Linked DNA regions of Mus musculus: region 1 is linked to region 2. A link is a loop called in an ENCODE intact Hi-C map of the cell type or tissue named here. Cell type or tissue: left cerebral cortex. All regions are shown on one strand.

The links. A loop is a pair of places that touch in the nucleus more often than their neighbours do. Peaks named below come from ENCODE experiments on the same cell type or tissue, not always from the same donor. Only the 100,000 strongest peaks of a DNase experiment are listed, where the experiment ranks them.
Region 1: a loop joins it to region 2, with 2.8 times the contacts of the local background. A loop is called at or near these places in 2 of 42 quality-filtered maps.

The regions. Positions count from the first base shown.
Region 1 is chr3:95,491,390-95,499,389 of GRCm38, reverse strand. It overlaps Arnt (aryl hydrocarbon receptor nuclear translocator), which reads right to left. Exons shown (of 22, transcript NM_001037737.2): 20 at 5,530-5,692; 21 at 4,777-4,943; 22 at 2,150-4,086. The coding sequence ends at 3,997. It overlaps Ctsk (cathepsin K), which reads right to left and starts at 180. Exons shown (of 8, transcript NM_007802.4): 1 at 54-180. In left cerebral cortex, CTCF peaks have their summits at 3,035 and 4,907 (motif pointing left); DNase peaks (open chromatin) are centred at 4,283, 4,910, 7,115, 7,603 and 3 more places; H3K4me3 peaks cover 119 bases; H3K27ac peaks cover 2,043 bases.
Region 2 is chr3:95,621,126-95,629,125 of GRCm38, reverse strand. It overlaps Ensa (endosulfine alpha), which reads right to left and starts at 4,146. Exons shown (of 4, transcript NM_019561.2): 1 at 3,950-4,146; 2 at 2,252-2,377; 3 at 419-585. The coding sequence starts at 4,006. It also overlaps the pseudogene Rps10-ps1. In left cerebral cortex, a CTCF peak has its summit at 3,869; DNase peaks (open chromatin) are centred at 1,128, 3,813 and 4,218; H3K4me3 peaks cover 4,693 bases; H3K27ac peaks cover 4,584 bases.

The DNA of each region.
Region 1 (8,000 bases), 130 kb after region 2:
AGGTTAATTGGTAGGAACAAGACGCTAAAAGATCCAGAAGTTAAAAATGTTACCTGCTGTTGAGAATCTGTTCGCTAGGCTCTTTTCGGATAGGAAGCGTGGCTACTGTGAGCGGAAGACTAAGGGTGCTAGATTTATTCGGTAAGGATTGCGGAAGTCAACTCCAGCAGTGGCTGGAAAATCTGGATAAGGGAGGGAGTCAGGGATAGGATGAAAAGGAGGAGGGGTTAGGGAGGAAGGACACACATTTGCACAATGTGTGTATACAGTATCATATGCCAGTGTGGATAGCTGCTAAGTGTTTAGTTTCATCTGACTGACTTTGGGGGGCAAAAATAAGATAGCACAATATTCAAATTGAGACTTTGGTGGGAGATTTAAGAACACAGCCCTAGTTGTCTCCATTCTTCCTCAAAATGTCTGACTGGCAATTTCCATCTTTTCAACTCATCTAGTTCTGACCCACCTCCTTACTCTGCACCATTTCCAACGTTGTGTCAGATCCTCTTCTGAGATGATGGGGGTGGAGTGAGGGAGAGGGGAGGAAAGGCTAGAAATGTAAGGCTCTAATTTAAACATTTAAAACCGTTTTGTGACTGTTTGCTATTAACTGCTTCTGGGCATGGAGTAGTTTTTCTAACCCATTATGGCTGTACATCAAGGGAGGAGCTGCCCACAAAGTCCAGGTGAGATGGTTCAAAAGTGGCCAGAAAGTCACGTGTGTGAGACAGTGCAGTAATCCCAGATATTCAGGAAGCTAAAGCAAAGCCATCACTGGCTATGGGCACACCTCTGTCCCCTCAACATACACACTGGATGGCAGGGGTGGATGGTTCTCTGTGAGGTCAATGCCACAACAGTCTACAGAGTGAGTCCAAAGTCAGCCAGAGCCATACAGTGAGACGTCTCTAAGTAAGAACTTACTTTCAAGGTCAACCTACTCTAGGCAATTTAGTGAGATCCTGTCTAAAAATAACAACGGCTGGGGCACCAGCCCAGGAATGGCACCATCCACAGTGAGCTGGGCTCTCTCCCATCAACCACTAAGAAATGCCCTACAGGGCCAGGGAGATGGCTCAGCAGTTAAAAGCACTGCCTATTCTTCCAGAGGTCCTAAGTTCAATTCCCAGCAACCACATGGTGGCTCAAAACCATCTGTAATGGGATCTGATACCCTCTTCTGGTGTGTCTGAAGACAGAGATAGTGTACTCATATACATAAACTTTACAAAAAGATTCTAGTTGCTTAAATGGAGGATAAAAGTAATTTACAAAAAGCTAAAAGAGGGTTGAGGAACATGACTCAGCGGTGGTGGGCTTTCCTAACATTATGAGGCCCAAGGATCAACACCCAACATGACAGTAAGGAAAGACAACTGACCCAATGTAGCACCTAATTATTTACAACACTTGAATCTACATTAATGGATACACGTGGGACTCTACTGCTAGACTCTCGGGTGGTAGAATGTCTGATGAGTACTGCATCTCAATCATTAAAATCCCAAACTAGGTCCAGTTACAAGAGTCTCCAAGCGCTTCCCCAAAATCCAGGCATGTGACAGATCATAAGAGTCTGACTTGGCCAACCACACCCTAAACTCCATTTACTTCCATAAACACATGTGAGGAATTAGGAAATGAGGGACTGTGAAGCACAAAGGATATTACCACAAATATAGATTCAGTTCCTAGCTGGATTCCTGGCACAGACCCCAGGATTTCTAGACCCCAGGATCTCAATGTACCACCTGAGTAGAGAGAGCCCAGATCCACATCTGAACTGTTTAAAGCTCACAATCCCTTCATCTCCTTTTAACTGGGAGAACACACTGGGGAAAGACATCAGGATGCCCCATAGTGGCTTCAAATCCAAGAACACTCCCCAGCAACTTCTGTGAGATGAGACAACCCCCACTCCCAGACAGTGTGAGCAGTAGTCTACTGACTACTCCTGATGTGTCAGGATCAGGTGGGTACACGAGAACAGGGCTAAGTGACCAGGGCCCTGTGAGCTCTGAGTCTTGAAATGAAGATTCAACTACGCTCTGTGCCTGTGTGTGTCGAGCTCACTTATGAATGCTTAGTTGTGCATGTCTGTAAAGGGGTCAGGGAGCCGCAATCAATAATATCACACAACACAACACAATTTATAAAAGAAAAAATACTTTGTTTTAAAATCTTTGCTACATGTCATTATTTTTGCCACAGTTAAGGCTTAGCACAGATGGGCAACAAGAAAAAACAATCAAAAATAAAACCGTGAAGGAAAAGCAGAGCGAGCCCCTCAGAGAAGCTTCTCCCCGCCCCCCCTTCTTCAGAAGCCCTGTAATAACTGTACATTATAGTTCAGATCACAGTTAAAAACAAGTCGGTTATTAAAAAACAAGTATTTTATTGGAAACCCAACTTTTTGGTTCAGTAAAATGTGATATAAATATATATGTATACTGTATGTGTGCACATAGAATAAAAAAATAGCCTCCTTTTCCACTCTACTGCCTGGCACCAGACTGGAGACAAACGGAGGGAAACTTAGTAACATTCCCTCAGCCTCTCCACGAGCCTCTCCTTGCCTGGGCTCCTCATGCCCCATCAATACACATAAGAGGTCTTTTCCATATTAACTTAATCTTTGACAGGAGCCAGTTTAAGGAAAAAAAAAAAAAAAAAGGCTGTTGATCTAGGAGACTCACCTGAGGACGGTAAAGGGTAAAAGCAGTTACCTGCATCTGCATTTCTATGGCTATAATTATCAAGTGACCCTGTTGGGATTTAAGTCCACCTAACACAGACTTATGTTTGTGCTCTAAAGCAAACCCCAATTTCAAGATTGCAGAAGGAGCAAAGAACACCAGACTTCAGCAGACCTAAAACTGTTTTGGTGACAGGAAGGAGAGGCTACTGTGCAGGAGGCTATTTGGTTTGCATACTCGTCAGTGAGGACTTTCACTCAAGATAGCTAATCCAAGAAGTTGAGTTTCCATGCAGAAATAACCTCTCCAGAAAAACATGTGTGACTCTGACAGAAAAATGCAGCATTATCCTTGTGGGCAAGTCTGGGATTTCTGACAGTGTTCATGTAGCCAGCCTATTTTGGTAATATCTGCAGCTCTTCCCAATGAGTTGAAAGCACCAAAGAGCAGGAGTCATCCAGCTTGATCACTGTGTCTGTAGGAGACCAACCCTAGCAACAGAAGGCTGGGGGTTGGCCTAAAGTTCCATTTTGGCTGGGTATGAATTTAAGTGCAGCAAAGACTTAATTTAAATACTCTTTGGCTGCAACACTAAATAGAAAAATACCTGAAAAAATTAATTTTCTTAGGACACTTTAAAGAGCAAGCACAAAGTCAAAGAAGATCTGGGACAAATTTTGCATATACTCTATAATAGGGAACAAAACATAGGAGCTCAAATGCCCCCCTCACCCCATCTGTCTCTGTCTCTTACTCTCTCTCTCTCTCTCTCACACACACACACACACACACACACACTCACTCACTCACTCACTCACTCACTCACAAAGATAAGTGTTCATGCTCTCTCTCAGGCCTCTTTCTGGAGACTGCTCACGTCCCAAGGCTCCACACACCCCTACTGTGTTTCATGATCCTCAGTGATGAGGGCATTTCTCCTTTCCTCCACTCCATTCAGAATTTCTATCCAAACAAGCCACAGTATCCAATTAGTGCCTGTCAGATTCTTCTGTTCTGCCCCTTGACTCCAGCACAAATCATGTCTGTGCAACTTCTGGTCAGAAGAAATAAGGACAGGAATTCAGGCCTCACCTATCCTCAAAATTTCAGAGGATCCTAAAAGCCTGGGAAATTCATTTAATTTCTTCTATAACGTTTCTTCAGCAAGTCAAGGGGTGGAAAGGGTACATATCAGGGGTGAGGGAAGGGAAGGGAGAGGAACTTTTATTCTGTTTACAAAAGATTTGCTTTTAAAAACAAACAGTGATTTCCCCCCACCCTTATCCTCACCCCAATAGTTCTATTCGGAAAAGGGGGGAAACATAGTTAGATCAGGAAATTCTTCATTGTTGTAGGTGTTGCTTTGGTCTCCCAGCATGGACAGCATTTCCTAATGAGAAAAAGGGTAGACTTGGGTCACATACCCTTATTTTAGTGAGTTCCCTTCCAGGACCCCCTTCCCCCACCCACACCACCACCATTCCTGAGCCGCACAAGTCTGCATGGCGAGTTCTCTCAACCTCCCTCTTCTGAGAACTCTTTCCTCATTCTCTGTTCTATCTTCCTCTGAGATCATTTATTTTCCTCTTTTCTTGTACTCAATATTTTTAACTGAAGAAATATGCATGCCAACATTTCATTTAACTCCTACAGGCACATCTGAAATGTGCCTAATCACATCTGTTCTCAATCAAACCCTATGTTGCCTTCCTTTGGTCTTTCTGACTGGCTTCTCTGAGATGACCACATTCAATCTTGCAGGCCCCTCAAAGGAAACAGATACTTATAGCTATGATCAGTATGTTCTACTCCATATATTTTCGTATTCTTCTATTTAAATCCATAACTACTACTTTGAGATGTAAATCTCTGTATAAAATTAAAATACCTTTCTTTAGCATCTTTGCATGTTGCTTCCCATCAGTACCTCTGCCTGGTCTGGTTACAGGCTATGTTTATAATTGCTTCAACTGCTGACATGCATCCTCTGTCTCATTCCGTTCAGCCCTAACCAATACCATGTGCTTCTTTCTTCCTCTCTTCCCTGACCGATCTCTCTCTGAAGTCTTTACCCACTCACTTGAAAGACCTCAGGCTGGCTAGGTGCTTGTGCTTGTGTCTGCTGAACATGCTGCTCACTGGAACTAGACCGATGATGGGGCTGCTGGCCCTGCCACTGTGGCCAGACACCCACGCCCTCTGCTGTCCGGGCCTGGAACTGTCCTGTGGTCTGTCCAGTCTCAGGAGCTAGAAATAAGAATAAGCATTTATAGTTGTAATGGAGAGGAGAAACCAGCACACAACTACGTGTAAGTCAGTAGTCTCCATATGCTACCTTCTGCTCTTCTCTCTGCTGGTCAGGGCTGCTTCTATTTTCAAAACTCAGTCTCACAGTAAGTTTCATTTCCTAGATAGCATTTCTGAAGAATTCCTTGTTCATTTACATATGCAGTCTATTAAGTAAGATTGTTATACATATTAAAATGATTCACATGGTCTTTAACTACAGGAGTTAAATGGTTTTCCTATACCATGTTTTTATAATGATTCTTAAGATTCTTACTGTCTTGTGTATGGTGCATGTGAGCTCATGGTGGCGTCAGCTCTCTCCTGGATATGAACTCAGGTTACCCGGTTTGTGTGTCGAGCACTTTGCACAATGAGCCATTTCAACAGGCCCTATGCAAGGCTGTTTAAAATCAAACAGACCTGGACCATGCATTTCCTTATAATTCGGTCAGCACATGCAGGACGCAGGGAAAACAATCATAACTGCCAAGTCCTCCTTCTTTAGTAGTTTGATTTTCCTGTTATCTCCCTTGTCTGCACTTACGAAAGTTGGAGCCACGGTTGGGGAGAGCAGGGTAGGCAGCAGTACCAGATGAGGCAGTGGGAGCACCCGGAAGAGACATAGCACTGAAGGAGGAAGAAGTCTGAAAGTTGTTCACACCAAATTGGGAAGAACGAGTCTTGGCTGTAGCCTGGGTGGGCACCTGCTAAAGGAAGGGGGTACAGAACAAAGGATTGTTAATCGTGTACTGCATTCCTGTAAGTCGATACTCATCAACCACTACCTTCTTCCAAACCCAACCCATTACCTGCTTCTAATGTATACTTCTGATTAACTCCCAATTCTTCCTAAAACTAAATGTTTTAGGAAACTAAAATAAAAGTGAAAAAGAAAAAAACAAAGAATTACAAATTGTGATAATTAAGCTCACTGGATCATGAAATGGGAAAGAGACACTGACATACAAGAGGGACTGGTTGGTAAGAGGGAGAGGCATCACTGGTCTGGAGTAGAACACGTTATGATCAAAATACACTGTATACGGGTCAGTGTGGTGGCACATGCCTTTAATCCCAGCCAGCACTCGGGAAGGAGAGATGAAGGCAGATAGACCTCTTGTGAGTTCAAGGTCAGCCTGGTCTATTAAGTCAGGTTAAGGACAGCCAGGACTCTGTTATACAGAGAAACTCTATTTCAAAAAGACCAAAAAACCCAAAACAACACTATATAAATACATGAAAACATTATTAAAAACCCATTCCTGGGGCTGGTGAGATGGCTCAGTGGGTAAGAGCACCCGACTGCTCTTCCGAAAGGTCCAGAGTTCAAATCCCAGCAACCACATGGTGGCTCACAACCACCCGAAATGAGATCTGACGCCCTCGTCTGGTGTGTCTGAGGACAGCTACAGTGTACTTACATATAATAAGTAAATAAATCTTAAAAAAAAAAACTATTCCTATATATAATCAGCTCATAAATTATGGCAATTAATAGAAAGCATAACATCCATGTGTGTCCAAGTTCAACATACATGTACAGGCTATTGTGCACAAATTAATGGGAACCAGAGATCAACATGTCTTCACTTCATTTGTGTGTGTTCATGTGCATGTCTCTGTATAATGGTTGCATGTACACACAGATGTCAATAACACTGGGTGTTTTCCTTTATTATTTTCCACATTATTATTATTATTTCTTTTTTCTATTGTCTTTGGAGTCAGGATTTCTCTGAGGTCATGGAACTCACTCTGAAGACCAGGCTGAACTCAAACTCAGAAATCTACCTGAATTGGCCTCCCAAGTGGTGGTATTAAAGGTTTCCACCTTATTTTTAGTGTGCATGAGTATGTATGCACATGAGAACACATGCATGCTCTGGCACGCATGTTAGAGGACAACATGCAGGAATTGGTTCTCTCTTCCCCCCAAGGAGATTGGGGATTAAACTCAGGTCATCAGGTCAGGCTCAAGTGACAAAACACTTTCCCAATGGCGTCATCTCTCGGGTCCCAATGGTAGAGTGTTATAAAAGAGAAACCACTCACTCCACACTGCACCCGTTTCTAGATCCTTTTCCTAAAGGCACAACCATTTTCTTTTTTACTGGAATCCCTATGTGTTACAGAGGAATTTGGTGGCATCTTAGGGAGTTCACACCCACACTCAGTTCTGAGTGCTTCTCTTTTGCTCTTGACTTTAAGTGTAAATCTGCAAAGGGTTGTTTAATATAAATTCTAAATCTGCCTCAAAAAGAATAGAAAAAAATTGGAAAAAATAAACTAGAAATGAAACCTCACTGTTAACCCCACCAGAAGAGACTGTTACTTGGCACAGTGGACAATGTCCTCTTTTATTTTCCATTATGCTATTTTGGTTTTGTTCTGTTCTTTCTTTTATGAGACAGTTTATCTCTCACTATGTGGCCCAGGCCCATGCTCCTGCCTCAGTCTCTTTGTTGAAATTAAAGCTGTCCTTTCTCACACCCATTTACTGTATATTGATTAAGAAACTAGTTATTGCCTCTAACATTTTTTGTGAGATACAATAATTTCTAGAGACCGTTTTAAATCCACAATTTAAAAAGTAACTCCAAGGGAGATAATATATGCATGCTTGATTATGTCACCAGTATGAAAACCATGGTAGCAGCTGTCATCAACATCACGGCACATCCTGACCAAGAGTCATGGGCAACATTCCTGAGTATTTTTACACATACACAAAAAAGCTATAGAGAACAATTCTGGAGTCAAGTTTGAGTTTTCATTTTTTTTTAAACTTTTCTAAATTATTATATAGACAAGAGAAATACATAGTAATAAATAAATTTAACATATTTACTATATATTATATAGATGGATACTATATTTTCATAAATAAATGAATATAATTACTAATTTTCTACTTTGGTACTATATTACATAGTCCTAAACAAAGACAAACTCTTTGAATTTACTCCAAACAAGCCTGAGACCAAAGCTGTTCAAACTGCTGTGAATGAGCAGTTC
Region 2 (8,000 bases):
CAGAGGCCTAAGGGACAGCACACTTAGAAGCACAGAGAGCATCTCCTTCACTCTACCTTTCTCAGCATGTCAATTCAGCCTTGGGACACTGAACCTGTCACACTGCTCCACGATAGCCCGTCTAAGGACTTGCTCCTCCAACAGGAGAACTTGCATCTTCCACATTCTCACCACAGGAAAAGCTGCAGCACTCTGCACTCCTAGTCTTTCCTACTCTTGGGTCTCTACTGGGCTATCATGAGGGTGTACAAGTTTCAATTTACCCAAAGAAATGAACTCAGAGCCCATCTTCAACCTAAGCCCCCAGCAGAATGTCTCCCCTGGATGGCAAGCTGAGCTCTGACTAGGTGCCCATTCCCTGCCTACAATATATAACAGTCCAGTGGGTGAGGAAGGGGAAGAGAGGGGCCCAGGTTACCCCGCAAGCTTGCTGGTGACGAGCGAGGACTTTCTCTGGGGCAGGTCCTGTGGGGTGGGGATGTGGTCACCGGTCACCAGGTTCTTGTCTGCTCCTGCACTTGGCAGCTGCTTGTTCTTCATCTTGGCTTTGGCCATGTTGTAGTCTCCTGAGTCAAAGTACTTTTGCTAAGAGACAGGAGCGAGGTTTAGATGAATGTGCAACCTTGGTGTTCTCCAAAAGCAGAGACTCACTGTCTACCGTCAGCATAAGCTCCCACCTACCTCAGCTGTCTAAGTATTCCCCATGCACACAGTCCACATTACTCACTTGTAAGTTCATTTCCCAGCATGCTCTGACCTTGTCAGAATATAAGCAGATTACTAGCAGAAACATGTACCTTTGTTGCATAAGGGGCAGCTGTGTCCCTGAACCTAGGTGACAACTCCTGTATCTTTTGTACCTTACTGAGTACTAGAAGGTTCAATTACAATCACTTACTTCATTCGTAACAGCTAGGTGCCAAAGCAATACCTTGGTGCTGGGGAAAAGCATGAATAAGACTCAAGAAGAATCAATCTGGGTCTACCAGCAGCTAGAGACCAACCAGAAACCGACTATCAGAGTTAGAAAATATTCTCAGAGCAGGATTAGGCACTGGGCTTGCTCGTGAGGCAGTGAGCTTTCCAGACTCCCACCACTCCCACACATGTTCCATGGTGAGACTGTCTGCCTACGCCTGGCTCGCCTCAAGAGGAGCTGCAATTCAACATCACACTGTCATCTGTGACTAAGACTGAGCACCTGGGATTCTCCACAGGAGGCTGCTTCTCTCTCCATCTCATCTTTACACTGCAGCTTTGTCCTTATAATCTGCTGTCAGCTCATGGTAGGGAGAAACCTGACCACGAAGGAGATGGCTGTGAAGGCAGCCCTCCACTGCTAAGGAAGGCCATTCCAGCTGCTGTTTCTTCACTTTTGTGGCCTTATAGGTTAAACCCAGGCTAGACAAGTGCTTTCCCATGAGCTACATCCTCTATCATTCTGTACAGGAAAAAGAATTGTCTCTGTGTTACTTTTTTTTTTTGGAGACAGGTTTCAAAAAACCCTGGAACTCACTATGCAGACCAGGCTGGCCTTAATCTCAAGAGATATACCTGCTTCTGCCTCCTGAGTACTGGGATTAAAGGCATGCGCCACCACTGCCCGGCGGCATGCACTTTTTTAATTTTTAAAGATAATTACAAAATCTTTTAAAAGAATTATGTTTGTATATGTGTCCATGGAAGCCAGACAACCTCCTGGAGCTGGAGTCCCAGCTGCCTGATATGGGTACTGGGAACCAAATATTGCCTTTCTGGACACAGCAGCCCAGCTCTCTCAACTTCTGATCCGTCTCTCAAGCCTAGCCTTGGCTATTCTAAAACTTACTATGTAGCCTAAGCTGTTCTTGCATGTGTGGTTATCCTCCTGCTTCAGCTCAGGCGCTGAGATCACAGATGCTAGCCAGCACACTCAGCTACAATAGTCTCTTGAGGAGCATGGTTAGTGTGTAATGCCAGCTTTTAACAGACTAAAGAACCTTATTGCAAGTTGAACTATTTGGGTGTTCTGTATCTAATATCCTTCCTTCAGTCCCCATCTGCCACCTACCCAAATGCCCACCATTAATCCTTCATTTCCTATAGTTAGAAGGGAAGTAACATCATTGCAGAGATTCACATAATTTGCTTTTCTCTTTCCAAGTTTCTAATTTATCTTTACTACTGCTAAATAACCAAAGCTACAGAAAAACATGCAGTAGAATGTCTACGGACTTCATCCAAGGTGCCACAGTATAAGGGTGTCCCATACCCCTTTCTGGAGTCTCTTCATGAGGAAGTCGGAGCCTCCAGGCTTTTGTCCTAGGCTTGGATATTTGGCCTTTAGCTTTGCCTCCTCAGCTTTCTCAGGGAGAATCCCTTCTTTCTCCTGTGTATCCTGAAGAAAACACGCCAAGTGAAATTAATGGCTGAAAAACAATGACTTCTAATATCTGATAACCTTTGTATTATCAAATTTTCTTAGAGGTCTACCTGTTTGTAATTATGCTATCTACACTCTGTTCTGTTGAGTGTGTGTATTATTTAAGGATTTATTTATTTTATGTGCATGTATTCTGCAGACTCGTATGGCTATGGCTGTGTACCACATGGATGCCCAGTGCCCTGAGTTCAGTCTGGGCCCGGTTTCCTAGACTGAACTGTACATGGTTGTGAGCTACCATGGGCTGGGAACTAAACCCAGGTGCTCTGCAATGAGTGTTCCTAACCAATCTTTCCTGCTCCTCTACTCTTAAAAGCTAGACCTTTGTTCAAATGCCTAAGCTCAAGATAACTGTATCAAGCAAAGAAAAACAAGTTAGTTCTTATATTACACTCAAGGAATCACCCGTGACCTGTGAACACTAGGTTAAAGGTAGTATCTCAACATGATACTTGAACCATAGAGCAAGCCAGAGCTCACTCAGGAAAGATAAAAAAGGAACTACTAGAGTTCCTGGCTGTCCTACAGGTCAGGGGAGCTTTTGTCTGCTGAGAGGCTCCCTCCTCATTCACACTCTAAGAAGCAATATGGTCTCACTGTGGAGGACGCTAGGCATGTGGCTTATTCTAAAGATATTTACCAGAGTAATATACTTGAAAACAGAAATCAACATGCCATTAGTTTTTCTTGTTGTTTTTATTTTTATATTTTCTGAGAGAGGGGTTCTTGGTGTATATTAGGTTGGTCTTGAACTCAGAACTCAAGAGATCTGCCTGCCTCTGCCTTCCAAGTGCTGGGATTAAAGGCGTGCGCCACCATCTCCTGGCTAGTGTATTTTCACTTGACAAACAGGGTCAGAGATAACACTAAGTGTATTTAATGAGTCCCTGAGCTCAGTGTTAAGTAACTCAAATATGGTGTCGAAGAAGGGGTTTGGCACTAGTGTTTTCATAATGCGATGGTGGGTGGACCACATCCCACTGCGGAGAAATTCGAGCGGATCTATAAGTCACTGACGGTGAACAACAAACCATCCCTACCAAACAGGTCTAAGGAAGTTGCCACCTGAACTTACCCCATGGTAATAATTACTCTTTTCCCCTCCCCCAATGCTGGTTCATTTTAAATGTCTTCACTTTGACCTCTATCTTGCTGTGGATGAAGGATGAGCTCCAGTCTGGTATTTATCTTTACTAATCAAACATCTCATTTACAGCTCTGGACCACCATCCAGCCCCCTTTCATTCGCCTCATCTTTCCAAACACCCGCCCACGCCAGAGCTCGCCCAATTATAGAACGGCTTCCATGAACTGAATAGAGGCCTACTGGCCAATAAGAAAGGGGAGCCCACAGATTGACAATCGGCTTGACTAATCGACATCAGGGCACTAGGCCGCGCCGAAATGCAGCCTGCGCGACATTAGTAGTGGCCAACCCCTGTACAGCCTGAGGCAGAGGCGGCCAATCAGCGGCAGCGGGGGCGTATTCCGCCCGCGCGGCCACCCCCGGTCCCCCCTTCTCCTCACCTGCTTCTCCTCGCCGGTCTCCTCCGCAGGGTTTTCTTCTTCTTGTTTCTGGGACATGGCAGAACCGGGACTGTGTAATGCAGGGCCCGGGAAGTCAGCCGGAAAAGGGAAGGGGGAGGGGAAACGGGGACAACCTGAGCTGCTGCTCCGGCTCCTGTCACTATGGTTGCTCAGTCAAAATGGCGGCTCAAGCCCGTGACGTTGAGACCGCCCCCTCCTATGAGAGCCAATGAGAGTGGGCTTGACGGGGCAATGATGTAACGACACACCAATAAGCGTTGGCCGGAGGTGGGCGGATTCTTTAGAGCGACAGGCAAGCTAGAACACCAACCGGGAAAGAGAGTGAGCCACAGAACCAATTAAAAGCCTGCATGGACCTTAGGGGCAGGACAGCAAGCTTTGGTATTTTTGCTTCTTGGGTGGGCTGAAGCTGTGTTCAGTTTATTAGCCAGATCCTGGGCAAGTCGCTGAATGTTGCATCCGAGCCGGGTTAACATAGAAATCCTTTATTCTCTGGTGCAAAGGCTCAAGCCTTGAGCGGTGTTAGAACAAGTTACCCACGACCAAAAATTAAAATTGGAAGACAAACTGATATTCAGCAGTTTTCCAGGACTCAGTGCTAGCTTGTAGGAGACTTGAGTTTTCTTGTAAGGTTTTCATTCACACTTTAGTCCTTATGTAGGCAATTATAACTGTTAATGATGTATTTATAAAAACATAAAGGGAGATATGTTCTATGGAGTTGTGGTGAGTGTTGTGATTATAGAAATATAGAGAAGTATAAGGTTATGTTCTATGGGGGTGTGGTGAGGTATGGGGTAAGGGGGTGCCTCAGGCCCATGCCAAGGCATCCCTGCCCCCTGAGGGACCAGCCACATGACGGTATAGTATAGAATAGAGTTTATTCAGGGTATAGGGAGGGGAGTTAAGAGAGAGGGTAGTAGTGAACCGGGCATGGTGGAATCCCAGCACCCAGGAGGCAGAGGCAGGCGGATTTCTGAGTTCGAGGCCAGCCTGGTCTACAGAGTGAGTTCCAGGACAGCCAGGGTTATACAGAGAAACCCTGTCTCGAAAACAAACAAACAAACAAACAAACAAACAAACCAGAGAGAGAGAGAGAGAGAGAGAGAGAGAGAGAGAGAGAGAGAGAGAGAAGGTAGTAGAGGCAGAGAAAGGCAGAGAGAGGGAGAAAGTAGCCCATGGCCACATGGAGAGAAAGGAGAAGGGAATGGGGAGAGAGGGGGAAGAGGGGGAACTAAAGGGTAAGAGGCAAAAGTAAGAGAGAGAGGAGGGGGCAAGCAGCCCCTTTTATAGTGGGCCAGGCCTACCAGGCTGTTGCTAGGTAACTGTGGGGGGTGGAGTCCAGACAGAATACCAACAGTGAGGTATGGGAGAAGGGGGTACCTCAGCAGGCCCATGCTAAGGCATCCCTGCCCCCTGAGGGACCAGCCACAGGACTATAGAATAGAGTATATTCAGGGCATGGGGAGGGGAGTCAAGAGAGAGGGTAGTAGAGGTAGAGAAAGGCAGAGAGAGTAGAGAATTATAAAAGTAGAGGCAGCCGTGAGCACGTGGGAAAGGGGGGAAAGGAATGGGGAAGGACAAGGAGACAGAGGGAAGAGCAAGAGACCAAGAGGGCAAGAGACCTAGAGGGGCAAACAGCACCTTTTATAGTGGGTCAGGCCTTCCTGGCTGTTGCCAGGTAACTGTGGGGTGGAGCTTAGACAGGATGCTAACAGTTAAGGGTCACTCTGTGGAGACATAATTTCTTGAGTTTAAGATGGTAGTTCTAGGCACATGGTAAACATTTAACACATATTAAATACCAGCTAATGTAAACAAAGCCATAGTTCAATAATAGTTCTTAACCTGTGTGATGGTTCCTGTCTATAATACTCCCACAAAGGACGCTGAAACAGTATCTCGAGTGTGAAGCAAACCAAGACTACACAGTGCAACCCTGTCTCAAAAACGAAAGGCAACCAAAGAAATAGAGTAGTTCTTGAGCATCTATCAAGTAGATAGGACTGTATTACTTTTATATGAATACACACATAGGGCAGCCTCCGCCTTTCAAATTAAGCCATTATCTCATCATCTCCTCCTCCTCCTGTTCCTCCTCTTCCTCCTCCTCCTCCTCCTCCTCCTCCTCCTCCTCCTCTCCTTTTTGGTTTTTCCATGTAACAGTTTTGGCTGTTGCTGGAACTTACTCTGTAGACCAGACTGACCTCACAATCATGGAGATCTGCTTGCCTCTGCCTCCCAAATACTGGGTGGGGTTCAAGTCTTTTTTAAAAAAGATTTATTTTATGTATATGAGTACACTGTACCTGTTCTGATTGTTGTGAGCTTTTTTTTTTTTTTTCTTTAAAGTTTATTCAATACAACATAAACTCCAACTTCACTGAGGTGGCTGACCACGTCCACGACCAAAGCCGCCTCTAAACTGGAACTCAGTGGCCGAGCCAGCCCCAGCCTCAGTTTTCTTGTCAGCTCCAGGGGGCACAGCGCTCCTTCTGTAGGTGTCTCTGTCAGCCTCCCCTCTTGTGAATCTTGCAGGTCGCTCACCCTCTGGACCTTTGGGCCGAGGCCTGCCGGTCTCGGGACGGCTGCGGCGCAGGGTGGCGGGCACGATCTCCGGGGGTAGGTGCAGGTAGTCTCGGGGACACTGGATGCCCTCGTTCGTAAGGTACCAGTAGAAATGTCTCCAAGCAAACTGTTCCTTCACGTAGCCTCGAGACTTGAGAGACTGCATGGCCTTCATTACATGAAGGTTGGGCACATTTTTGTCTGCCAGCTCGGGGTGCTTAGGCATGTGGACATCCTTTTTGGCGACCATCACGCCCTCCTTAAAAAGGAGTTCGTAGATGGCAATCCGATTCTTCTTAGGCATCAACATCGCGGCGGCTGCAGGGTCCGAGGCGGAGGCTGGAAAAAGTGTCGTGAGCTTTCATGTGATTGTTAGGAATTGAATTTTAGGACCTCTGCTTGCTCTGGTCAGCCCTGCTCGCTCCGGTCAACTTCACTTGCTCAGTCCCTGCTTGCTCAGGCCTAAAGATTTATTTATTATTATACATGAGTAGACTGTAGCTGTCTTCAGACAAACCAGAAGACAGCGTCAGATTTCATTATGGATGGCTGTGAGCCACCATGTGGCTGCTGGGATTTGAACTCAGGACTTTTGGAAGAAAAGTCAGTGCTCTTACCTGCTGACTTGAACCTCATAAGAGTGACATTAATCAACAAGTATTACATACTTATATTCTGAGAAACTGGCCTAACAGCTGAGCATCAGCCCATTCCTGGATTTATTGCAGTTGAGAGGCATGGGCAGAAAGGTCACAAATTCAAGGCTATCTTTGCCTACATAGTGAATTCAATGCTAGACCCTGTCGCAAAACAGGAAAAAGAAAAAATAAGGAATGGCTACAGGCACTATCTCCATAGTAACAATTTATTGCTCTCTTGTGGTATACTAAACAAAATATAACAAAGTCTATTTAATAACAGTACTGCCCATGACTTTTTCATTTTTTGAGACTGTGTAGCCCCTTGCTGACTCACTATGTAGACAGGGCTGGCTTTGAACCCCTAGAGATCCACCTGCCTCTCTGCCTCTACCTCCAAGTGCTGGAATTCAAGGGACAGGCAATAATGGTTTTGGGTAACTTTTTGGTCAGACAGGATTGGGGGCTGTTGCAGGATTTTCCCTGTCCTATTACATTACTGCAGAGGAGGTCTGTGATTGGACAGGAAAAAGGGGGCGGAGCTAAGAATTGCAGAGAGAGGGAATGCCCCAGAGGGTAGGGAGAAGAACCAAGATGGCTTTGGACATGTATGTACCTGTGTGGCATTTACCAGTCACAAGTAGCTATGATTTCACAAGGTTAGAAATATTGGGATAAAGCTTTTATCATTATCAATTGGCTCTGAAATTATTGCATTGGCATCTTGTAAATTGTGATATTATTGATATATAAATCTGATTGATTAATTAAGCTTTAAGAGTCACGATTCTTGGGAGGCAGAAGCAGGCGGATTTCTGAGTTCG